Regions from separate parts of the Mus musculus genome. Here all the other regions are linked to region 1. A link is a loop called in an ENCODE intact Hi-C map of the cell type or tissue named here. Cell type or tissue: heart. All regions are shown on one strand.

The links. Peaks named below come from ENCODE experiments on the same cell type or tissue, not always from the same donor. Only the 100,000 strongest peaks of a DNase experiment are listed, where the experiment ranks them.
Region 2: it touches region 1 in a loop (7-fold over the local background); 16 of 42 quality-filtered maps call a loop at or near these places.
Region 3: a loop joins it to region 1, with 2.8 times the contacts of the local background. A loop is called at or near these places in 2 of 42 quality-filtered maps.

The regions. Positions count from the first base shown.
Region 1 is chr5:31,215,984-31,223,983 of GRCm38, reverse strand. Ppm1g (protein phosphatase 1G (formerly 2C), magnesium-dependent, gamma isoform) reads left to right here and starts at 3,439. Exons shown (of 10, transcript NM_008014.3): 1 at 3,439-3,681. The coding sequence starts at 3,562. In heart, CTCF peaks have their summits at 2,208 (motif pointing right), 3,703 and 4,748; a DNase peak (open chromatin) is centred at 3,273; H3K4me3 peaks cover 3,482 bases; H3K27ac peaks cover 2,338 bases.
Region 2 is chr5:31,325,384-31,333,383 of GRCm38, reverse strand. Gckr (glucokinase regulatory protein) reads right to left here. Exons shown (of 19, transcript NM_001374741.1): 18 at 6,893-7,027; 19 at 6,082-6,457. The coding sequence ends at 6,293. Among named protein-coding and RNA genes, the nearest start is that of Gckr, 32 kb to the right of the region's middle. In heart, CTCF peaks have their summits at 4,947 (motif pointing right) and 6,335; a DNase peak (open chromatin) is centred at 4,953; H3K27me3 peaks cover 271 bases.
Region 3 is chr5:31,447,689-31,455,688 of GRCm38, reverse strand. It overlaps Zfp512 (zinc finger protein 512), which reads right to left and starts at 3,253. Exons shown (of 14, transcript NM_172993.3): 1 at 3,112-3,253; 2 at 2,476-2,534. The coding sequence starts at 3,141. In heart, a CTCF peak has its summit at 3,278; DNase peaks (open chromatin) are centred at 3,288 and 4,028; H3K4me3 peaks cover 2,328 bases; H3K27ac peaks cover 1,545 bases.

The sequences.
Region 1 (8,000 bases):
AGAAATTCTGTCTTAAAAAATAATCTTAGCCGGGTGGTGGTGGCGCACGCCTTTAATCCCAGCACTCAGGAGGCCGAGGCAGGTGGATTTCTGAGTTCGAGGCCAGCCTGGTCTACAGAGTGAGTTCCAGGACAGCCAGGGCTACACAGAGAAACCCTGTCTCAAAAAACCAAAATAATAAAATAATAATAATCTTGAGGGACCCATGGCTCCAGCCACATATGGAGCAGAGAATGGCCTTATTTGGTATCAATGGGAGGAGAGGCCACTGGTCCTGTGAAAGCTCGATGCCTCAGTATAGGGGAATGCCAGGGTAGGGAGGCAGAGTGGGTGGGCAGGTGTGTGTGTGTGGGGGGACACCCTCACAGAAGCAGGGGGAGGAGGGATAGGTGGTTTCCGGGGAGGGCGCAGGAAAGGGGATAACATTTGAAATGTAAATAAAGAAAATATCCAAAAAAAAAAAAGAAAAAAATAATCTTGAAGACTAAATTCTTGTTTCTATCAGATGAAGAAATCAACCTGAATAAGTTGTAAGAAAAAAAATCATAGATAACACAAATAGATAATCCATGGCAAAATCCATGTTCCTCTCACAGTCTTTTTGTCTTGTGTTTATTTTCATACAGAGTTTAACGCAGGCCTCGCAAGACTAGAACTTGCTACGTAGCTGAAAGATCCTGAGAGAGAAGAGTTAAAAATTATGTAAGCCCCTAGACTTGTGTCCAAAATAGACCCCACTAATGGCAGGGAGTAAAAGTTTAACTCGCCCCAATGTTTCAGGATGTACTAACCACAAAGTACAACTTTAACTTGCTCCATTGTTTTAGGAAATGTTCGTACAGAATACTCCAACCGTTCCTTGAACCCGTTATGCTTGCCAAATGCTATATAGCCCATGCCAGATGTTTGCGATTTCTGCCTTTATAAACCCCTTACCCTTGAGCTCAGGGTCAACTCCTCTACCCCTGCATGGGATACGAGTCGTCCCCAGTGCACTGGCCTTTCCTGATTAAACCTCTTGCTGTTTGCATCAAGACCGGTCTCTCCTGAGTTCTTGGGCGTCACGCCATCCCTGGGCTTGAGTGAGGGTCCCTCCCGGTTCGGGGGACTTTCATAGCCAAGGATGACTTTGATCTCCTGATCCTATCTGTACCATCCAAGTGCTGGGATTATACGTTGTACCACTCTCTCTAGTGTCATGTGTTAGGGAACAAATTCAAACCCAAGAATAAACAGCAACAGTAGCAGTAGAGTAATTGCATGTTCCCCCCAGTACCCCCTTTTCCAGAGATCTCATTGAGGTTCATGACAACTTACAAGCCTCATTCAAATCTACCCTCATGGCCTAACTCCAACCCAGAATTTCCACTATTTTTTATAGGAAACTCTCACCTTAAATGGGACAGCTTCTTCCCAACTGGTGCACATACCAAACAGCATCTTGTGTGTGTGTGTGTGTATGCACCCATCTAATTTTGCCATCCAAAGTCAAAGCCTTGGTACCATTTATGCATTTATGAATTCAACAGACATTTAAGATTTAGCACACACAGTATTCGAGGAACAATGGGGACACAGGAAAGATTAATGGGGATCCAAACTTCTGCAGGGGATAGGGAGATCCTGAAGCAGCCTGGAGAAGTTCCCACCAAGTAAGGTGGGTGGAGAGTTGTATTTGGTGGGTGAAAGCAAGCCTTGGGGGGCACAAGAAGGCTGACTGATGAACTGAGTTATTACGGAAATACAGAAGGTTGTGGAGAGGACCAATTTTAGTGATTTCTGATAATTAAGAAATTTGAGCTGGAGATGGCTCAGCAGTTAAGAGCACTAACTGCTCTTCCAGAGGTTCTGAGTTCAATACCCAGCAACCACATGGAGGCTCACAACCATCTGTAAAGAGATCGGATGCCCTTTTCTGGTGTGTCTGAAGACTGCGACAGTGTACTCATATAAAGTATACATACAAAATACATATAAAAATAAATCTTTAAAAAATATTGGACAGAAGAACTGTAATTCTGGGATTTGCTTATGAGTTGAGGGTCTAATTCTATAGCCCAAGTTGTCCTGAAACCTGGGATTTGTGATCTTGCCTCAGCCTCTTAAGTGCTGGAATTACTGGCAATGAGCTATAATGCTGGGCTTAGTTTTTTGTTATTTATTTAAAATTTATGCATGTGTGTTTTGCCTGCATGTATTATGTCTGTGCACCACTTGGACGCCTAGTGCCAGAAGAGGGCGTCTGGTTCCTTGGAACCAGAGTTATAGACAGCCATGTTGGTGCTGGAATTGAACCCCGCTAATGTGGAAGAGCTACCAGTGTTCTTAACCTCTGAGCCAGCTCTCTAGTCCCCAGTTCTTTCCAATGAGTTGATTTTCTTTTACTTTCAGGAAATTACTCCTTTCCGTTATATATAATCCATATAATGAAAAGAACCTGCTGGATTGTCCCTCCAACCCTAACTACCCGTGGCCAGCACCCCAGTCCTTAGTTCATCACGTTCAGATTAAGAGCATTCTAACCAGTTACAGTACCCGCCAGACTCTTCCTCTGGTGTCCAGTGCACACAGAATTAGACTAACAAACGCAAAACAGGCACCACCACAATGACGACCACATTACCCATCTTGATGCTAGGCCATCCATCCATCGCTAGATCTGTTCCTACTTAGAATCGCTCTCCACAAAGAGGCCAGCCAGCTTCCTCAATAAGCCAGCCCAATGTAGTTTACACTTTCCTCAGTCCTCCAGCCTTGTATCCGTATTCCCTTCTCCCGTGGCTAAACGCCACCCTCAGGCACCTTCTCCGAGGGTCTTAAATCTACATTGGCGATAAGCAGCTCGTTCCCGCCTCTTTGCTCTCGCCTCACCCAGCACTGCACCAAACAGTTTCTACCCTGTATTAATTCGAATTTTTCCACAGACCTAGGTCTCCGTTTTCCTTTGTCAGTACAGGCCTCACAGAGCCTGGCCAAAGACCGCGGAAGCGCAGTACAAACGCTAGTCAACTTTAATTGAACCGAATCCGGCGGGGTTTGTCGGAATCTGAGGGCGTGGAGGGAGAGAGGGAGGGACAGGGCTGACAAAACCGCAGAACGCAACTGGAAGCCCCAGGTCCCACACAATAGAGACTTCAGGCAAAAACTGCTGAGACCAGAGCCCCGTGCTAAAGCACGGTCAGCGTGGAGATGGCCGCACATCGCCATGGCTCCCTCCAGCCCCAGCCGTTGGTGGGCGTGGCAACCAGTCTCGCGGGAGCGGCGGTTGGGCGGGCCGTTGTCCCCGAGGGCGGGGCGAGTTGCTAAGGAAATGACCGCCCGCAGCGGCTCACCGCGCCAGTAGGGCGGGGCCTGGAGCAGCGCGGTTTCCGCTTCCGCCCTCTCCCCGCTCCTGTCCCGTTACCGCCTCCTAGCCGGCCTCGCGCCTTTCGCCGGCACCTTGCGTCGACTGCGCAGCCGGGCCCGCTCCTTGCCACGCGCGCCCCCAGGGGCCCCGGCTCCGGCGCCGGCAAGGGTCGCGTCCCGCTTACCTGTTCCTCAGGTAGCCAGCCATCCGCCGCCATGGGTGCCTACCTCTCTCAGCCCAACACGGTGAAGTGCTCCGGGGACGGGGTTGGCGCCCCGCGGCTCCCGCTGCCCTACGGCTTCTCCGCCATGCAAGGCTGGCGCGTCTCCATGGAGGTGAGACAGGGCCCCAGCGGCTGGCCACTGCATGGCAGGAACCTGACAGAGAAAGGGAGCGAGGGGGATGGGGTTCTCCTCAAGCAGGGGTCCCTGACGAGAGCCTGCAGCCACGGTGCGGGAGGCGGCGGCGAGCGCGGGATCCGGGCGGAGAGGGAGCGGCTAGAGCTTGGGGACCGCGGCCTGATGGCTAGTGGCTGCGGGAGCCCTGCCATGTGAGAAGAGGCACCTTCCGCCTACTGGCCGCCGTCTCTCCGTACCTTCGCGCCATCCTCTGGTGCCAGCCCAGCCCTCCAGCTTTTCCAGCGGCATGGGGTTGTCAGAGGGAAGAGGGAAGACTCGTTATTTGTTCGCTTATTGGTCGAATAGATGTGAATGACTGGTTCGTTTTTATTCTTGAAATATGTAATGTGGCAGGCCTCTTGGGGCTACAAACTTGATGGCGAAAAGGAGCCCGGGTAATAATGTGCTTTCCATTCTTAACCCTCAGTTGCTTTTAGCCTTAGACACCTCATGTTAATTTCAGAAGCCCCGCTTGACCTTCGAGAATTGTCACTCGTTCGTATTCTTTTCGAAATCTTTTATGATCTTTAGGAAAGGAATCGTGTCTGTCACTAGGCTTGCTTTTATTTTTTATTTTTTGAAATATGCTTGTAATTTTTTTTCTTACTCGATTTCTTTAAAACTTACTGAGTTGTCATTTTCCTCTGCATATAATTTAGTATACTCGATTTTCAGTCTTGTCATCAATCCTTTTTTGTCACCATCTACGAATAACTTTTAAAAAGAAAAGAAAAGTCCACTTTGGATGAAAGGGAAAGCAATCATTTGGATTGACAGTGTTGAGCAAATGGATGTGAAACTACAATGAACAGGGAATAGGTGTCTTTGAGCAATTTTGTGTGAAGTCTAAGGGACTAGTGAAAAGTTCTAATTATGTCTGGAATCGAGGGTTTATCCAGTTAGTAGGTGGGCTACAGGTAACAGCCAAATAGTTTCCCTTGGTGTTTTTTTTTTTTTTTTTTTTTTTTTTTTCTCTCAAATTCCCTCGCTCCTCCCTGTGGTTAGCTCTGGAATGACAGTGTGAACCTAAATGGTTTGTTCTCAGACTCAAAAGCTATTTTCACCAGCTTTTGATTATGGCTCTAGCATTATCTAGATCCAGCAGAATCTAGATAAATAATTTCAGCAAGGAGAGGGTCCTATTCATTTGGCTCAGTGCCCACATTTAATGGCTTGGAAATTGAGGCCTAGAAAGATTAGGGTACTTGTACCTTGATACAAAGAATTGTATTAAGGTGTTCAAGACAATAGGAGCTGTTCTTATATAGGTGTCAAGATGAAGCACAGCTTTCATATTTCTCAGTGGCATGCTGTAGTAATGACTGGGTAAAGTTAGAGATACCTGGGTATAGTATAGCTTCAGAAGGAAAGCCTTGGGGGTGGCTAAGTGCAACTTGCTGTTCTTACAGGGGACCAGAGTGTGATTCTCAGTGCCCACCCATGTCAAGGAGGTTCCAACAACCTGTGGTTCAAAAAAAAAAAAAAAAAAAAAAAAAGCCGGGCGTGGTGGTGCACACCTTTAATCCCAGCACTTGGGAGGCAGAGGCAGGCGGATTTCTGAGTTCGAGGCCAGCCTGGTCTACAGAGTGAGTTCCAGGACAGCCAAGTTCGAGGCCAGCCTGGTCTACAGAGTGAGTTCCAGGACAGCCAAGGCTACAGAGAAACCCTGTCTCGGAAGAAAAAAAAAAAAAACCCGTGGTTGAATCCGGTGCCCTCTTCTGGCCTCTGCTGATAACTAGTTCTTTCAAGTGCAGTGGGGGTTGGGGAGGGTGGTGGTGGAAGAAAAGCCATAAAGTTAGTCTGGCTGGTGTTTGGGTTAGGCTATGGGGTTCTTTTATTCTCATCTCATAGACTTTTCAAGTTTCTTGTTTTTTAATTTCCGTGGAATGAAATGGTTTTTCCACTTTTGGGGGCACTCTTTCTAGTTTTTTTATGAATTGAGCTGAGTGTTTTTAGATCTAGGAATTCTGTGATTTTACTTCTCTGCTAAGCATTTCCCACTGTGTTTTGGTTCCTCCATTGGAGATTAAAAATCTACTTCATTTTGAGTTTAGGGCTGTTTGGTATGAAGAATTTTGCTCAACTGTTCTTGAGACCATAATCTTCACTCTAAAGGCAATGTTTGAGCATTACAGCTCCTGCTGTGCTATTCCTGGATTTACTTTTGTTTGAGTAAATATGCCTAATCTTGAAGTGCTAGTTAAGATCCCTTTCTGCTGCATAGATACTTTCTTTCTAGGTTTGTGTCCTCCCTCAAAGTATTACATAGTATCTTTGCTATTTTAAGAAAGACACTAAAGTTTTTAGTCTCTTAGAAGAATCTTTCAGAAAATAAGATCTTGATCTAAGAGTGTATATAGTTCAATAGGCCAAAAAGGTGGGGAAAGAGTTATGCTATGTCTTGGTTCCTCTTTTCCTAAGGAATAGACTTAATTCCACCAATTAATGAAGCCCATTCACATTGTTGGCTTGATTCTAAAGACTGGGTTCAGATAAGTTGTATTGGTTTACCTTACAGAAGTTAGTAAAAGTCTGACACAGCTTTAAGCCTGTTTTAGTCTCTCTCTTGAACCAAGGGTGGGTGGTAGTCACCAAAAGCTGGCATTTCATACCTTCTGTCTCAGTCTCTCCAACCCTCTTGCTGTAGAACTAGAATTTGGGGGAGGAAGTGGAGAGGGTGTCAAAATGCTGTAGTGATACACCCCCTTCTTTGTGATTTGGAGGGATTCTCCAGCTTGTTGAGCTATCCTATGGAGTTAAAAGGAGGAGGAGGTGCTGAGAAACAAACAAAAATTGTGAGGTTTTGGTGGCTGGTGAGAAGTCCAGTTTGAACGCAATGTACTGTTGAAAGGAAAAGGATTGTTGAGGCTCCTCTGAAAGAAAACAGTTTTGTGGAGAGTTGGGATGTTACAAAAATTCAATAAATACTCCTCTTTATTTTTTTAACTTTTTAAAGAAATACTATTTATTTAATGTATATGAATACACTGTAGCAGTCTTCAGACACACCAGAAGAGGGCATTAGTCCCATTACAGATGGTTGTGAGCCACCATGTGGTTGCTGGGAATTGAACTCAGGACCTCTGGAAGAGCAGTCATTGCTCTTAACCACTGAGCCATCTCTCTCTCTCTCTCTCTCTCTCTCTTTTTTTGGTTTTTTGAGACAGGGTTTCTCTGTATAGTCCTGGCTGTCCTGGAACTCACTTTGTAGACCAGGCTGGCCTCGAACTCAGAAATCCTCCTGCCTCTGCCTCCCGAGTGCTGGGATTAAAGGTTTGTGGGTTTTTTTGTTTTTTGTTTTTTTTTTGTCTTTTTGTTTTTCGAGACAGGGTTTCTCTGTATAGCCCTGGCTGTCCTGGAACTCACTTTGTAGACCAGGCTGGCCTTGAACTCAGAATTCTACCTGCCTCTGCCTTCTGAGTGCTGGGATTAAAGGCGTGCGCCACCAAGCCCGGCGTTTTTTTGTTTTTTTTTTAATGAGTGCTCTTTCTGCATGTATACCTGGATGCCAGAAGAGGGCATCAGATCCCTTTATAGATGGTTGTGAGCCTCCATGTAGTTGCTGGGATTTGAACTCAGGACCTCTGGAAGAGCAGCCAGTGCTCTTAACTGCTGAGCCGTCTCTCTCCACTACTTTCCTCCTTTTAAAAACTCTCTGTATTTTTTTTTTAAGCATTGTTTGTATGTGGATATGCGTGTGTTATAGCACACATGAGTTCAAAGGACAGCTTGTGGAAATTTCATTTCTGTTCCTACCATGGAGGTCCTAGGATTGAGCGCAGGTCGCCCAGACTTGGTGGCAACTGCCTTTACTTATTCCTGTTATTTCTGCAGCCTTTTTGAGAAGCTGAGGGTAGGAAACAGGAATTTATTATGTAGCCCTGTCTGTTCTGGAACTTGCAGGTATCCTCCTATCTCTGCCTCCTGAGTGTTAGGATTACAGGTTTGGATCACCAGACCCTATTTGGTATTGATATGTTTTGAATCTAACTTTGAGTGGTCATCATGAAAGATTATTGAAGGACTGAATAGATGATGTCTCAGCAGATAAGAGCAACTTGATGCTCTTCCAAAGGACCCCGGTATGGGGGCTAACAACTGCCTTCTGTAAATCCAGTTTCAGGGGATCTTACACCTTCTCCAGGCCTCTTTCAGGCCTGCCTGGATACCAGCTACACATGTGATGCACAGATAATTCAGGCAAAATGCCCATACACATAAAATAAAAACACATCTTAAATTTTTTTACAAGAACA
Region 2 (8,000 bases), 110 kb before region 1:
ATCTTTGATGTTAAAGCCATTGTTTTTCAGAGTGGACCTGGGTCCCACCCGGGTCAACAGCCTTACCTCATTCAGAATTCCCTGCCATAAATCAAAACCATGGTTTCCCCTCACCTCTCAGAGCCCTCCCCCGGCTGCTCCCATGCACGCGAGTGGGTCAGCATAGTGCCCTCACTTTCTGCCCTAAGAAGCAGTCCCTGTACCCAGCTCTGAGATTGCTAAAGGCACAGTCTGAGGACCGAGGACCTACAGCTGGGACCCAGAGCCGACAAGCCCAGAGTCCCCCAGCAGATAAAGCTCCTGACACCACTTCTGCCTTTTCCTTTGCGAGCTGTGGGCAACCCGCCCACAGACAGGCAGTCTCTGCAGACCCTCCAATATTGGCCTTACTCATCGGCTGATCTGTACAATTGGAACGCTGGGTTCCCTCTGGACCGGCCAGATTAGAACTACAACACTGCGCAAGGTAGGGAGAGGTTGACAGTTTACTGGCCGGGCTCTAGTCTAAAGGGAGTGATGAGATGCCCCACCAATTTGGCTAAGGTAAGAGAAGTGATGCAGGGCCTTACAGAGCCCCCACCTGTCTTTCTAGAAAGATTGATAGAAGCTTATAGATACTATACTCCTTTTAACCCGACCTCTGAGGGTCAACAAGCCGCGGTTGCTATGGCTTTTAAAGATTACACACCATGGCTTTACAAGATTTAGTTAAGGAGGCAGAGAAGGTGTATCACAAGAGAGAAACAGAGGGAGAATACAGGAGAGGAATTTAAGCAGGATTTTGGCCACAGTAGTAGGGGAACGTGAAGGAAAGAATAGGCCAGAGAATAGACAGACAGGGTACCTGGGCAACAAGGAACCCAGACCTGGAGGAAGAAGATCTGTCCAGAAGATTTTAGAGAAGGACCAATGTGCCTATTGTAAGGAAAGAGGACATTGGGCATGGGAATGCCCAAAGAAAAAGGGAAGGGCCCCTAAGGTCCTGACTCTGAAAGATGATGAATAAGGGAGACGGGGCTCGGACCATCTCTTGCTTCACAGCTCATTGGGTATTGTCGCACTCCTATAGGGGTTGCATCCGTCTTCAGTCCCACAACCACAGGGGGAACTCTGACAGCCATTCCCATGCCTCCCCGAGCCTAGGGTAACCCTGATGGTGAAAGAGACTCCCATGGACTTTTTAATTGACACAGGGGCAGAACATTCTGTGTTGAAACATCCACTGAGAAAATTAAAAAATAAAAGAATCATAGTGATTGGAGCCACTGGTCAAAAACAATACCCCTGGACCACTGCATGTACTGTAGATCTGGGAAAGGCCAAGTGAGTCATTCCTTCTTGGTCATTCCTGAGTGTCCCACACTGATTCTAGGAAGAGATCTTCTGACTAAATTAAAGGCCCAAATCAGATTTACCCAAGAAGGGCCGAGAGTAACTTGGGAATCTCCCACCTCCGTAGTCTTAGCCCTGCAGCTTGAGGAAGAATACCAATTGCATGAAGGCATAAAGCAAACAGAGGTGCCAGACCTAAAAGACTTGTTGATTGCTTTCCCTAAAGCATGGGCAGAGACTAGAGGCATGGGAATGGCTGTCAGAGTTCCCCCTGTGGTTGTGGGACTGAAGACGGATGCAACCCCTATAGGAGTGCGACAATACCCAATGAGCCGTGAAGCAAGAGATGGAATCAGGCCACATATTCAGAGACTATTACAATTAGGTATTTTGGTACCTTGCCAGTCACCCTGGAATACCCCTTTACTGCCGGTAAAGAAACCTGGCATGAGTGACTACTGACCAGTCCAAGACCTGAGAGAGGTCAATAAGAGGGTCCAAGATATTCACCCAACTGTTCCTAATCCCTATAACCTCCTCAGCTCACTCCCTCCAGAGCAAAAATGGTACACAGTACTTGATTTAAAAGATGCTTTCTTTTGCCTGAAGTTATATCCCTCCGGCCAGCCCATATTTGCCTGAGTTGAGAGATCCTGACACTGGACAAATGGGACAATTGACCTGGACACAGTTACCCCAGGGGTTCAAAAACTCCCCCACCCTTTTTAATGAGACTCTACATCGAGATTTAGCCTCCTTCCGAGCTGAAAACTCCCAGGTAACTCTGCTTCAATATGTTGATGGCTTGCTCCTTGCTGCAACCACAGAGAGAGAATACTGGCAGGGGACCAAGAGATTGCTAGCAGAACTGGGTGAGTTGGGTTACCGGGCCTCTGCTAAAAAAGCCCAGCTATGTCAGATGGAAGTGGTCTACTTGGGATATACCCTCCGGGATGGAAAACGGTGGCTGACAGAGGCTAGAAAAAGGATTGTGACTCAAATACCAACACCAGCTACTCCAAGACAGGTGAGAGAATTCTTGGGCACCGCTGGGTTCTGCAGACTTTGGATACCTGGGTTTGCAACACTGGCCGCCCCCCCCCCCCCCGTACTCCCTGACCAAGGAAAGTGGAGAATTTAGATGGACATCAGAACATCAGAAAGTCTTTGAAAATATTAAGAAGGCCCTGCTGACTGCGCCAGCCTTGGCATTGCCAGATCTAACCAAGCCCTTCATCCTCTATGTTGATGAGAGGGCAGAGGTGGCCGGAGGAGTTCTTACTCAGGCTCTAGGGCCGTGGAAGAGGCCAATAACATATTTGTCTAAGAAGCTAGACCCAGTGGCCAGCAGATGGCCCACATGTTTAAAGGCCATTGCTGCAGTAGCCCTACTCATTAAGGATGCTGACAAATTAACTCTGGGACAACAAATAACTGTGATAGCCCCCCACTCTTTTCAAAGCATTATCTGCCAGCCCCCAGATCGATGGATGACAAATGCCAGGATGACTCACTACCAGAGTCTGATGCTGACTGAACGGGTCATGTTTGCTCCTCCTGCTATTCTCAACCCTGCCTGCAAAGTGATCTATGTGACCAGCCGTGGCCAGGTGTTCCAAACTGGTACACAGACGGAAGCAGTTTCCTAATGGAAGTTTTTGTAGATACCTTTCAGGATAGGTGGAGGCCTACCCAACAAAAAAGAAACTGCCAATGTTGTGGTTAAGAAAATCCTAGAAGAAATTTTTCCACGGTTTGGAATACCTAAGGTAGTAGGGTCTGACAATGGACCCACCTTTGTTGCCCAGGTAAGTCAGGGACTGGCCATCCAACTGGGGATTGATTAGAAATTACATTGTGCTTATAGACCCCAGAGTTCAGGACAGGTAGAAAGGATGAATAGAACTCTAAAAAAAAAAAAAACTTGACTAAATTAATCTTAGAGACCGGCAGGAATTATTGGACAGCCCTCCTTCCCTTTGCCTTGTTCCGCGTTAAGAACACACTAGGAACATTTAAGCTCACACCATATGAAATCCTATATGTCGGGGGGGGCTCCCCCGCTCACTGAAGTAAAGAGAGTGTTAGATCCTTTAAAATTTAACCCTGGTCCTTCATTGTTTACATGCATGAAAGCCCTAGAAGTGGTCAGAAACACCGCCTGAGAGCAGCTCAAAGAGGCCTACGAACCAGGAGACTTGATACCACACCAGTTCCAGGTGGGAGATGCAGTTCTCGTCTGAGGACATCGAGCTGAGAATCTGAAACCTTGTTTAAAAGGCCCTTGCATCGTGCTGCTGACCACCCCCACTGCTGTCAAAGAAGAAGGCATCTCTGCTTAGATTCATGCCTTTCACATAAAGCGAGCTCCTAAAAAATTAATCCCCTTGGTTGACCACCCTCATTTCTACTCTGATAGACCCTCTAATAATTTTGCTCTTACTGCTGACGTGTGGCCCACTAATTCTTAATAAACTAATGACCTTTGTTAGAGAGAGGATTGGTGCCATCCAGCTGTTAGTATTAAGACAACAATACCAGTCTCTGCAGAACCTTGAAAAAGAGGTTGCAGTTTAGTTCTAAGATTAGAACTAGTAACTAGAAGAAGTGGGGAATGAAAGATCCTGGCAGAATGTAAAAGTACACAGAAGCCCTGAAATTGGCAAGATAGATGTCAGTGTTAGCAGAACTAGCTTCACTGATTTAGAAAAATAGAGGTGCACAATGCTCTGGCCACTCCTTGAACCTGTGTGTCTGCCAATGTTCTAACCAGGTGTGTGCCCATTGCTGCACCTTCATTAGACTCTTTCCTTGTACCCCTCCCATACCCATTTCTTGAGAATAGACATTGTTTAGATCTGGAAATCCCCTAATCTCCCCCTTCTCCTTTCCCCCCTGAGGGCCTATAAAAACTGGGAACTCTTTCCCCTCGAAGTCGACTCCTCTACCCCTGCATGGGATATGAGTCGTCCCCAGAACTCTGGCTTTCCCGAATATAAAGCCTCATGTGGTTTGCAACAAGCTCGGTCTGTTGTGAGTTCTTGGGTGTCCACTATTGTCCTGAGGCCTGAGCGAGGGGCTCCTCTTGGAGTCTTTCACCACTATTTTAGCACATCAAGCACCAACACAGCCTATTCTCCAGTTGTTCTCATCCACTCCTATCTTTGCTTTCCCCAAATAGTGCTAGCTATTTAGAGGCGAACTGTAGCCCATTTGTCTCTGGATAATTTTTTGAGAGGGAGACGATCTTGCTATGTAGCTTCCAATGCACACCCTGCTCCACGGCGCACCTGCCGAATCCTCCCACGTGAAGGAATTGCAGACATGCACCCCTCCCTTGCTCAAGTCTAACATGTTTCTCAACTTCTTTAGCTCTGCCTAGTGCCCAGAATCCCGGACAAAGCCCTAATTCTCCGTTATTCGCTCTATGTAACCCCTGCAAGCCTGAAGGAAGACATTCTCAGATTTTATTTGTCGCAGTTTAACTTCTTTTTTCCACAACCCTCCTTGATTCTTGACCTCCCCTGTCATATCCCAAAATAACTCTAGCCACTAAAAGTTCCCAGAACCTTCTCCATGGAGGAGCTCCTGAGGGCATCTATTAATTGGCTATTTCTCTGCCACAAGGGGGAGCCAGATCTCAACAGTGAGATCCTTGGCTGCAGGCACCTGGAGACCGGACCTGGGATGAATCCCGGTCCCTTTGATTGATCAAAACCCGTGACAGCTCGATATTAGCCCAAAACCTAGGATACCCAAGATCTAAGATACAATTTGCTAAACACATGAAACTCAAGAAGAATAAAGACTGAAGTGTGGACACTATGCCCCTCCTTAGAATTGGGAACAAAACACCCATGAAGGAGTTACAGAGACAAAGTTTTGAGCTGAGACGAAAGGATGGACCATCTAGAGACTGCCATATCCAGGGATCCACCCCATAATCAGCTTCCAAACTCTGACACCATTGCATACACTAGCAAGATTTTATCGAAAGGACCCAGATGTAGCTGTCTCTTGTGAGACTATGCCGGGGCCTAGCAAACACAGAAGTGGATGCTCACAGTCAGCTAATGGATGGATCACAGGGCTCCCAATGGTAGAGAAAGCACCCAAGGAGCTAAAGGGATCTGCAACCCTATAGGTGGAACAACAATATGAACTAACCAGTACCCTGGAGCTCTTGCCTCTAGCTGCATATGTATCAAAAGATGGCCTAGTCGGCCATCACTGGAAAGAGAGGCCCATTGGACACGCAAACTGTATATGCCCCAGTACAGGGGAACGCCAGGGCCAAAAAAAAATGGGAATGAGTGGGTAGGGAAGGGGGGGGAGGGTATGGGGGACTTTTGGGATAGCATTGGAAATGTAATTGAGGAAAATATGTAATAAAAAAATAAATAAATAAGAAAAAAAAACCCGTGACAGCTTCAGTCTAAAGCAGTGCAGCCAACTTTCTACTATTGGTTGGGTCCTACCACCAAAGGGTGCCCAGTCCCGTGCCCCCCCCACCCGAGTTCCTTATACTCTTTCTTGCAAGCACGAGGAGAGGATGGAGCCAACGTCCCTGCCCACTGGTCTCTGGGTGGGTGTGGCATTCATTCTAGTCCCCAAGGATCTTGTCTAATTGGCCTTGTCTTATGCTCTCAAATGATGTCCGAAACACAGCTTCTCTCTAGCTGGGAGTACCTGAAGCCCCTGCTTTCCTTGTTTGTGTGTAGTGAGTCTGATTAATGATTTTTTGCAAGGTTGGGTTCAAAACAAGACATTTAGTTTTATTCCTAAGATCAGAAGATGCCAGTAAAAATGGAAATGATCCAGCTGAGAACAGGACTCTTCCTCAATTCTGGGCTGTTAGTGCCCCACCCACCGGAACTGAGTCTGTCCTGCAACGTGTATTACTGGCACAAGTCCCCTCAGAAGTGGATGGAGACTTTTCAATGGTCACAGAAACATCAATTCAGGGCACCACAGGGTCTCCAAAGGCTTGGATGCTGCGTTTCTGACCTGGCCCAGAGAGGGCGCTCCTAACAACCTCACAGACTGAAGAAGCTGCAGCCAGGCGTTCCTTAGCCTCAGTGATGGAGCACCTGAGTAGGAGACTCAGCAAGGCTGTGGGGATCACCTGTGGGAAGGAACAGGGAGAGCTGAAGAAAAGATGTGGCCATTTGAGGAAGAACCCTGGAGTGGCTAGAGAATTGGGCACAGGGGTTAGGTTGGAAGCAAGTATAGATGGTTGTTACCCAGACTAGAAAGAGGTGGGGTCAAGAGCTGAGAAAAACCTCCACCGAAGTTGGAAAACTCTTGTGCGAAGAGCCCTTCTCTTGCTCTTTCTTGATACCGCTCAGAAGCACAACAGAAGACCCCTTGTTGGTATCTTTTTTGCTTCTGTAGCTTCTGTCACAGTCGTACCTCCTCACCCCACCCCTACTCCATCCATACAAGCCTCCAAATGGGAGCTCCAAGTAACAGGGTATCTCTGAGCTTTGTAAACTCGGTGTCCGAAGTTGCTTAAGATTCTCAGAAAGAGTTTATTGAACAGCCAGCCGGGGAAGGGTACCTTTTCCTTCTCGTGGGCAACCTGGACATGGCAGGAGATGGGGGCCGCGCGGACATCATTCGACAGCGGTTGAGGGAAATGTATCACTTGAAGAAGACTCTCAATGCAGCGAGCCTTGGACTGTCCTGAGAACCTCTGAGGAAGAAGCAATGAGGTAGATGCCTAGGAGAACTGAACATCGTGTCACAGGAAAGGACGAGGCGTGAGAGAGTGGGGGCTGCAATCCTGAACACTGGCTGAAGACGCTGTTCCTTCTGGCAGTATCAAAATCACGAGTTATAAAGAAAAACTGGGTTTTAAGGAGTTGGAGGTAAACCATCACCTGCCCATAATGAATGGGAAATTGGTGAGATTTACAACTGAGTCCCAACAACCCCACAGGTCAATGATCAAGGAATAGCAACCTTCAAGGCCATCCACCATGCTCTCTGGCCAGCAGCATTCTCACCCCTCTCTGGCATTAGCCCCTTTCTTTTCCTCTGGATAACTGTTAGTCTCCATTCTGGGGGCCATAAGATATAATCAAGCCCAGCTCACATCCCATCCCAAAGCCAATTTGACAACACTCAAAGCAGGTGGACAGAGCACCCTTTCCCATGGAGGATGGTGATTGGGTCAAGGTTGTGCACCTGACCCAAGACAAGCCAATAGGAGCCCTCTGCCAGGCACTCCTTAAGTCACCAGGGACAGAGAGACTCCTTCCCACTGAGGATGCTAATTGCCAGAATGTTAGACTAGCTAACTTTAACTTAGAGAGATACAAGTTGGGTTTCTTTTTTGCTTTATTTGTCTTTATTTTTTTTCTTTGTTTTGAGACAGATTTTCTCTGTGTAGTTCTGGCTGTCCTGGAGCTCAGAGATCTGCCTGTCTCTGCCTATGGAGTTGGGATTAAAGGTGTGCACCACCACCACCCTGTTAAGAGTTGGATTTCTGTTGCATCCTTGAAACTTAAAGAAATCACCTGGAGGTTATAGTTTCACACTCATGTATGGGTCAGGGGCACAGAGGTCCTTGTACTCACCCAAAGGCACTCAGGAAACCAGGATTGTTAATCATGCATCTTTATCTCCTCAATGAAGGAGATAAAGATCAAATACCTGCATTCCAT
Region 3 (8,000 bases), 230 kb before region 1:
CAACATGAGGATCTGTGTTACAAGGTCCACAGCACTGAGAGAAGGTTTAGAACCTTCCCATATGCCCCATAGCCCATTCTTCTAAGTTCAAATATGTAGACTTAATTATTTAAGAAGAAGCCTTCTGGTTGGTCTCAGCATCTTTTGGAGTCTTTTTACAGAATAATACACTCCATGCTTTCCCTCTCTTTTTAAGTCTCACTTTAAATCATCAGCTCTCAAACTTTGCAGTCTCCTTGGAAGATAATTAAGAATAAGTATTTCTGGCACTGGAGGCAAGGCTCAGTGCGTAAGAGCACTTGCTCCTGCAGAGGACCTGATTCTATTCCCAGCACTCACAGGGAGCTTCACAGTCACCCATCACTCCAGTTCCAGGAGACCTGATGGCCTCTTCGGAGCTCCATGGGTCTGTGGTGCACAGACATCCATGTGAGAACATCACAAACACTAAATAAATCCAAAGAGTTTTGAGTGAGTTCTCCCAATGACTCCAATTCTGATTAAGAGACGGACCCATTTGCCTTCATTCTGCTTAACAATTTTCTTTCCATAATTCCTAGAAAAGCTGATGAATGCACTCATCTTGTGGAGAAAAAAAAATATGTTCCCAATTACTTTTCACAGAAGGTAATTCTTAATTCTGTATTTAAGATCAGTTCTTCATTTAAGCGCAAACCCATTCATTTTGTTGGTAATGTTAGGTCTCGGTTCAGAAATTCCCAGTTTTTATTCGGTTTATGAATCCAAAATCCAACTGTTGCCAAAGACAGAAACCTGTCAACACACTGTTTCCACCTCCCCCTCTGAACTCTCACCTCCTCTCATCGCCTGCATCTATAATATAGTTACAATCACACGCTATGTTTCGCATACAGTTACGATCATAGGCCACATTTCACTTTCTTCCTTAGATTTGAGCAAAACAGTCTTGGTACCAGTTTTCACACTTCTTTCAATCCATCTCTTCAAAGGTGACCTTTCCCTTCCAGGATAATTACAATTGCAACACCTTAGCATGCCCTAAAGGACCTGGCTCCTGCTACCCTTTTTTTTTTTTTTTTGTATTTTTTTCTTTTTCTTTTCAGATTTATTTACTATATGTAAGTACACTGTAGCTGTCTTCAGACACTCCAGAAGAGGAGGTCAGATCTCATTACGGATGGTTGTGAGCCACCATGTGGTTGCAGGGATTTGAACTCAAGACCTCTGGAAGAGCAGTCAGTGCTCTTAACCGCTGAGCCATCTCTCCAGCCCCCTGCTACCTCCTCTTAATGACGCCCTGCGATATCCTCCACGCGCTATCATCCTCCATGCCAGTGTCACACAGCTAGGTATTATAAACTTCTATCAGTTCAAACACTGACTTCATGGGACAGGAGGGTGGGACTGCTCAGTCTCTAACTGAATTATTCTTCGACCTTCAAGCCTCTGTCTTTGCGTGGACTATTCTGGTAATACTGAAATCATCCCTTTGCTTCCCAAAAGTGGCATTAAATTCCACTATAGGAATATTTACTAGCAGTTGCACAAATTAAAAGCGTAGCACATGCCTGTGATCCCGGTACTGGGAAGGCTGAGGGCAGAAACTGCAAAAGTTAAAGTCCACCCTGGCCGACACAGTAAGCTCCTGGTCAGCCTGGGCTACATAGTGAAACCCCATCTCAAACAAAAATACAAGTGTGTGGTGGCCCAGGCCTGTGATCCCAGCACTCAGGAGACAGATGCCTGAGGACTACAAGTTACAGGCCAAGCCAAGTGTCACAGGGAATTTCCAGATAGTGAGCCCCTACCACAAAAAAACAGTTTTTTCCTATTATACTGTATTGTATTGCCGTGATTACCCAATTCATCTGTTGAACAGACAGCTCTGTTGTCATGCCTGGGTGCCCAACCTACTACACAGCTTGTTCAGAGCAGACATCCCGTAAGTGTTATCTAAGTGAATGAACTCACCCCGGAGGTCCAAGTTAATAAAATCTTTCTTTTGTGTTAGCCATGGCAAAACTTAGCACATTCATTACACAAAACAATAAATCAGGGCTGCAACCAAGTAGCTTAGAAATGTAAAGATTGCTTATAGCTGTTTTTATTTCCCTCCCCAGTCCATCAAATTAATTATGAGCACATATTTGATATGGGGGGCAGAGGCCACGCAGGAATACCACTAACTGAAACACACACTCCATTTTTATTAGACTGCATCTTTATTGCAAGCCAGGTTTTCTTTCCCCCACACTAGGATTTTATCTGCACTGTCCAATCCCGTAGCTACTACCTACAGATGGTTATTGAAGTTTTAGTCCATTAAAATGAAATAGAATTTGTAATTCGGTTCTTCAATTGTACTAGCCACATCTCAAGTGCCCCAAAGCCATACCTGTCTGGTGGCTATGATGCTCCACAGTGCAGACACAGAACATCTTTAGCAGCACTGTCTACACCATTACAAAAATGTCCTCAGAAAACCTCACTTACTTCTTAGCTCCCACGATCCTGGTGCTCCTCTGCTGCTTAAGGGATGTGGGTCCCGGGGTCTAGCAAATCACAAGCACAGGAGTGAGTGCTAGGGACCTTTGAAGCTCATCCGCAAAGAGATGAATCCCCCTTGTGCCTAGATGTGAAGCTGTCCCGAGCAACTACTTCAAATGGACTGAAGGAGACACTTTTTAGGAAACCTGTGCCATTCTATTTATTCACAATGTAAAGACGGGTTGACAATACCAGAGTTTTCATCTTTGTCCATTCTCAAAACCCTATCCTAGATAGAGGCTTGAAAAGAAAAGACGAGGAAAAAAAAAATATATATATGATATATACATATGTATCATATATATATTAAAAGAAACGGGAGGCACTGGGGATGCTGAAGGAATATAAATAATTACAATGTGTCGAGGAACTCAGTCCAAGGATACGAGGACTAAGCAATAAAAATAAAAATGGGAAGAAAAAAGGCGGTAAGTGGATCTGATATAAAAGGGTGGGGCCTAGGATTGGCTCCGGAAAAAAAAAAAAAAAACAACTCTGAGTACAAAACAAAAGCAAAGGACCGCGTGTTCTCAGCTCGACAGTTCTATTTCTAAAGTATAATGGTCACACCAAGAAACTCACGGCGGTGACTGCACCGAGTCTGGAAGACATCACTCCCCCTCCACGCCTAACAATTTCACCCAAGGGCTCCGGACAGACCAACGCCACTTCCGCTCTCCTCGCCTCTCCCGGATGTGGTCTCAGCGGCGACTAACCCTGTTCTGAACACCTACTTCCGCCTAGCTGCTTCCGAGGGGGCTGCGGCGGGAAAGGAGTCACGTGATAACTCTTCTTCGGCTTCCATTGAGACCCCGCCCCCATAGCAACAAGGGAGTAGGCAGGCCTTTGGGGCGTGAAGGTTGGAGCAAATGGGAGGAGTCTGAATATTTAAGGGGTCCTCCCGAACTAGCGTTTGCACACCTACTCCCACCCATCCCACAAGTGGTTTTACAGATGCAAACGAAATTCAAATCGCCCCTTTATTGATCTTAAATTAAAGACCCATTCTCTTCTCCTTCCCTCCCAGATATCTCTTTCTTTGCTCAGGTGAGGGACAGAACTCTCCTTATCCACTAACTTCTGGCCTCCAAACTTGTCTAGCTTTTGGATTTTTTTTTTTTTTTTTTTTTTTGGTGCGGTCCCTGAAAGACATGAACACTTTAGCCAAGTTACATCTGGATCTCTCCAGCGGATGAGTCTGGAACAATGCCTGTTCTTAGAAGAAGTGGGCTTGATCCAGAACTATGTCCTTTCCAACCAGAGGGAACGGAAAAGGATCTTTCAGAGAAATTACCATGGCTCCTTTCTGAATGACTGCCCAGTGACGTCCACGAGAGACTGAGATGGCTCGTTTTTGAGGGACTGAGGCATCTCAGAGAATAGAGAGTCTGCTGACTCCTCCCTGAAAGACTGTGTAGACTCTTCTTCACAGAAGGAATGTGCCCTCTTCTCTCTAGAAGTCTACAAGGGCTTCTCCCTGAGGGACTGTGAAGGTTCCTTCCTGAGGGACTACAAGGGCTCCACCTCAAGTGACTTCTAGGGCTCTTCCCTGAAGGACTTGGAAAGCTACTCCCTGAGGGATTTTGAGGACTTCTCCTTGAGGAACTGTGGCCTCTCCCCTTAAAGAGACTGTTATGTCTTCTATCAAAGAGCTATGATAAGTTCTTACAGAGGAACTAAGACTGTTTCTCTGGGAGGGACTTTAATGACTCTGATTTCATCAAGGAAGTAAACTCAGCCCCGGTACAAGAGACAGACACATGCTCAGTGACTTCCTGGAATATGTCGCTGAACTTTGAACTAGTTTTCTTGACTCCCAATCTACTACCAGAGTATTGCTGGATTATGGAAGATGTTGAGCAGAGTGTTGACATCGTTAAAGGCATTCTTTTCTCATTACTGTGACATAAAATATGTCTCTGAATATAGTTTTTAACCACTGAAGTCTGAGAAACAGTCCTTGAAACCCTTTCTAGCAGGCTTTGAGAAAATACCATTAGTTCAGCTGGAACCCCAAAAATTAAGAATAGATTGGTAGATGTCCATAGTGGAGCCTTCTGTTACAAATGACTGAAAACAAGGCTTCCTTTCCATAGTGGTTCCCATGACATTCCCCAGCATTAGCATACTGGAGAGGTATTTCCTAGGTAGTCGCTGCCTACAGACATGACTTTCCCAGACATTCTGTTGTATGCCCAGGAAAGAACCGATAGAGCTTCTTCGAGCCCCTAATCCAGCCTGAAACTCCTCTGTTAGTAGTTTGAATGAATATGAAGAATACCTCTGGAATTCCTCCATTTGGCCCTTTTCAATTCCTTTCTTAGATAAGACATTAATATTCCAGATCTCAGGATATGGGTTTCCCTTGGTGTCTCCTGTCTTATCAGAGGGTAGATTTGGAAGGACCAAGGGACGAACTGAAGATTTTATTATAATAGTGTCTGTGTAGGACTTTGAAGACTGCAAAATTCCCAAACCAAGGTTTTCCATACCAAAAACTCTTGAAACTTCAGGCGCCACAGAACCCTGAAGGTGCCCTAATTGGGTTGTTTTATCAACGCTTGAAAGAAATGGGGCTGAAGGGCTGTGTATGAAACAAGATAAGGAGTTCTCTGCCTGTAACTGTACTGATGTGATCATCTCTGAGTCTTTACTCTGATTTGAACCCTCCATTTTCATTAATTTACGAGATTCTGGTGTGAGGCCTAGAGATTTTTCAGCCTGAAGCCTATGTTCATGAGTTAACAATGTAGGATCCTTAAGGGGAGATGTTTGCTGAAATATTAAAACTGCAGAAGTCACTTGAATATGGGCCTTTGGAGTTAACCCTGCAAGTTTTACCAGTCCTTGAAGATGTGGTCTTGGGTGTAAATTCAAACACTCCTTTATTTTAATGCTTGATCTCATGGTGAGTTCTGATGCCACTTCTTCAGATTTTACAATCAGAACCAGTGGTTTGGGATTTAATACAGTCTTTATAATTTGAAAGCCTGGTTGTCCTTTTGTTTCTAAAACCTGATGTGTTGGTGCTAGGGTTAATTTATTGGACTGCACATTTTGTAGCCAAAGTCTTGGAGCAAATTCTGAACTTATTACATCATGTATTCTGGGAGTCAAATCATTGTATTTTGACTTTTGAGGGGTACTCTCTGGAATCTTCACAGACTTTATAACTTGAAGTGGTGGTCCAGGAATCTCTTCCACATTTTCAGAAACTTTGGGGAGGGTAACTGATTGAGGAACTGGAAGGGGTGTCTTTGCAGATTCTGTCACTCGATCTGGTGGCTTTGGATTAATGCCTACAAAGTTTACCGTTTGATCCAGTGATTCTATTGGAGTGATGCTTGCACTTTCCAGGCTCAGATTCTGAGGTTCTGTTAGCTTAGCCGCTACCTCTCCTGGCTGCCGTGTACCAAAGGTGAGCTCTACAGAGTCTGTATTTCCCTCAAATTGACTGGCTTGATTGCATGACAACTCAGAGGATTTTTTTTTGCAGCCACAGCATAGAGGCCAAATTTTTAGATTTGGGAATCTGAGGTCCTGGCCCTGGTGTTATTCCTGAAACAGGATCTGGGATGTGACAGAATGGCCTTGGTGTTGATACTACAGATTGTTCCCTTTGAGATATTTTCTTAGAGGCCACCCCCAGAGGTCCTAAGTCTTGAGGACATGGCCTTGGAGATTTTTCTACAAATCCGGGATCTCTATTTACTGGCTTTGGAGTCATTCTATGAAATTCTTTCGCTGGCTGTCTTGCTTCACAAGTCATCTCTATCATGTCTGCAACATGACTCTTGACGTTGAGGGCCATTCTATCAGATTCTATAACTTCTTTTATGTGTAACTCCTTGAAATCTTGAAATTGAGGCCATGACCAAGAATGTAACTCAGGAGTTTCTGGGATCTGGTTTAGTTCTGAGGATTTTGAATCTTGATCACTTAGTGTTGGAGTCAGATCAAAAAATTCTGATACTTGGAGATCTAGCTTCAGGGGCATCTCTAATGATTCTATGACTTTATGTGTTGGGTTGGAGCCCAACCTCACAGATTTCTCCATCATTTCTTTGCTTTTATGTCCCAACCCTTTTTTCATTTCTAAAGATCCCACATCTTGATAAATTGGTGAAGTAAAATTCAATTTAGGGACTTGATACCTAGGTTTCATGCTCATCCCTGCAAAGTCCACCACCTGTCGCTCTGGTCTATATATGACTTTAGCAGATTTTGTGACAGAATCAATTGTCTGGGGCATTGGGTTCCCAGGTTTCATGTTTTGAAGAATTGACTTTGGTGGTGACTCCACAGATTTTCCTGGTTCTGGCAGAGACACTGATGACAATTTTACCTGTTTTACACCTTGCCATTTTGGCTCTGAAGTAAATGCCAAAGATTTTGTATTTTGCTGCTGTGATTTCAGTGACAAATTTGAAAATTTGACACTAGTCAGTGCTGGTCCTGCTAAGAGCTTCCTGGTGAACTGTGGTGCCAATACCATCATTGGTTTCTCCTCTGAAGGAAAGAGTTGGCAATTCAGACTTTCTTGTTTGGATCCTATTATCAGCTCCTTAGGGTTTGTATCTTGAAAACATGGCTTTAGTGCAAGGGAAACTTTCTGTCTTCAGGTGGTGACCTTGGTAAAGCCACAGAATTCACACCATTTGACTGAGGCCTCAAACTTAATACAGGTTGTGCACTTTCCTGCCATAACCCCCCCCAAAAAAGTGGGTTCTTCAAAAGTGGGTTCTTTTGAAACTTTGCCCCTAGCATTAAGTTAGATGAACCCACACCTTGAGAAGGTGATCTAGAGTTTAACAGAACAGATTTTGTACTTTGAGACTCTGAGTCAGGGGTCAACTCAAAGGACTTTATGCTTTGCAACTGTGGCCCTGAACTGGGCTTTACAGAACTTATGCACTGAGGTTTTGACTCAGGATTAAACCCAGAAGAATTCATATCTTGACTTTGTGGACCAGGGTTGAATTCCATAGGTGGTATACCCAAATTGTTTGACCCTGGAGTTAATTCAGACTTAAAATCTTTCAAGTGTTGCTCTTGAAGTTTTGGAGCTTGTAAATGTGGCCCAGGGTTGTAGCCAATAGAATTTACAGACTGAGATTCTTGACTTAGAGTACATGCAGAAGAATTTATATCTTGCAAATGTATCCTAGTATTGCACCAAACAGGATTTACACACAGAATTTGTGGTGATGGAAATGTACAAAAATTCACACCTTGAAAAAGTGGCCCATGATTATACCTATTAGAATTTTCACACAGAGGATTTTGCCCAGCAGTGTATACAAAAGAATTCACACCTTGCAAATGAGATTCAAGATTGCACTCAGTGGAATTTACTCATGGAGGGCTTGGCTCTAGTGTGCATGCAGAAGAATTTACACACTGAGGACTTGGCACTGGGATACATGCAGAAGAATCTCCACACTGATGATTTGATCCTGGGATGCATACAC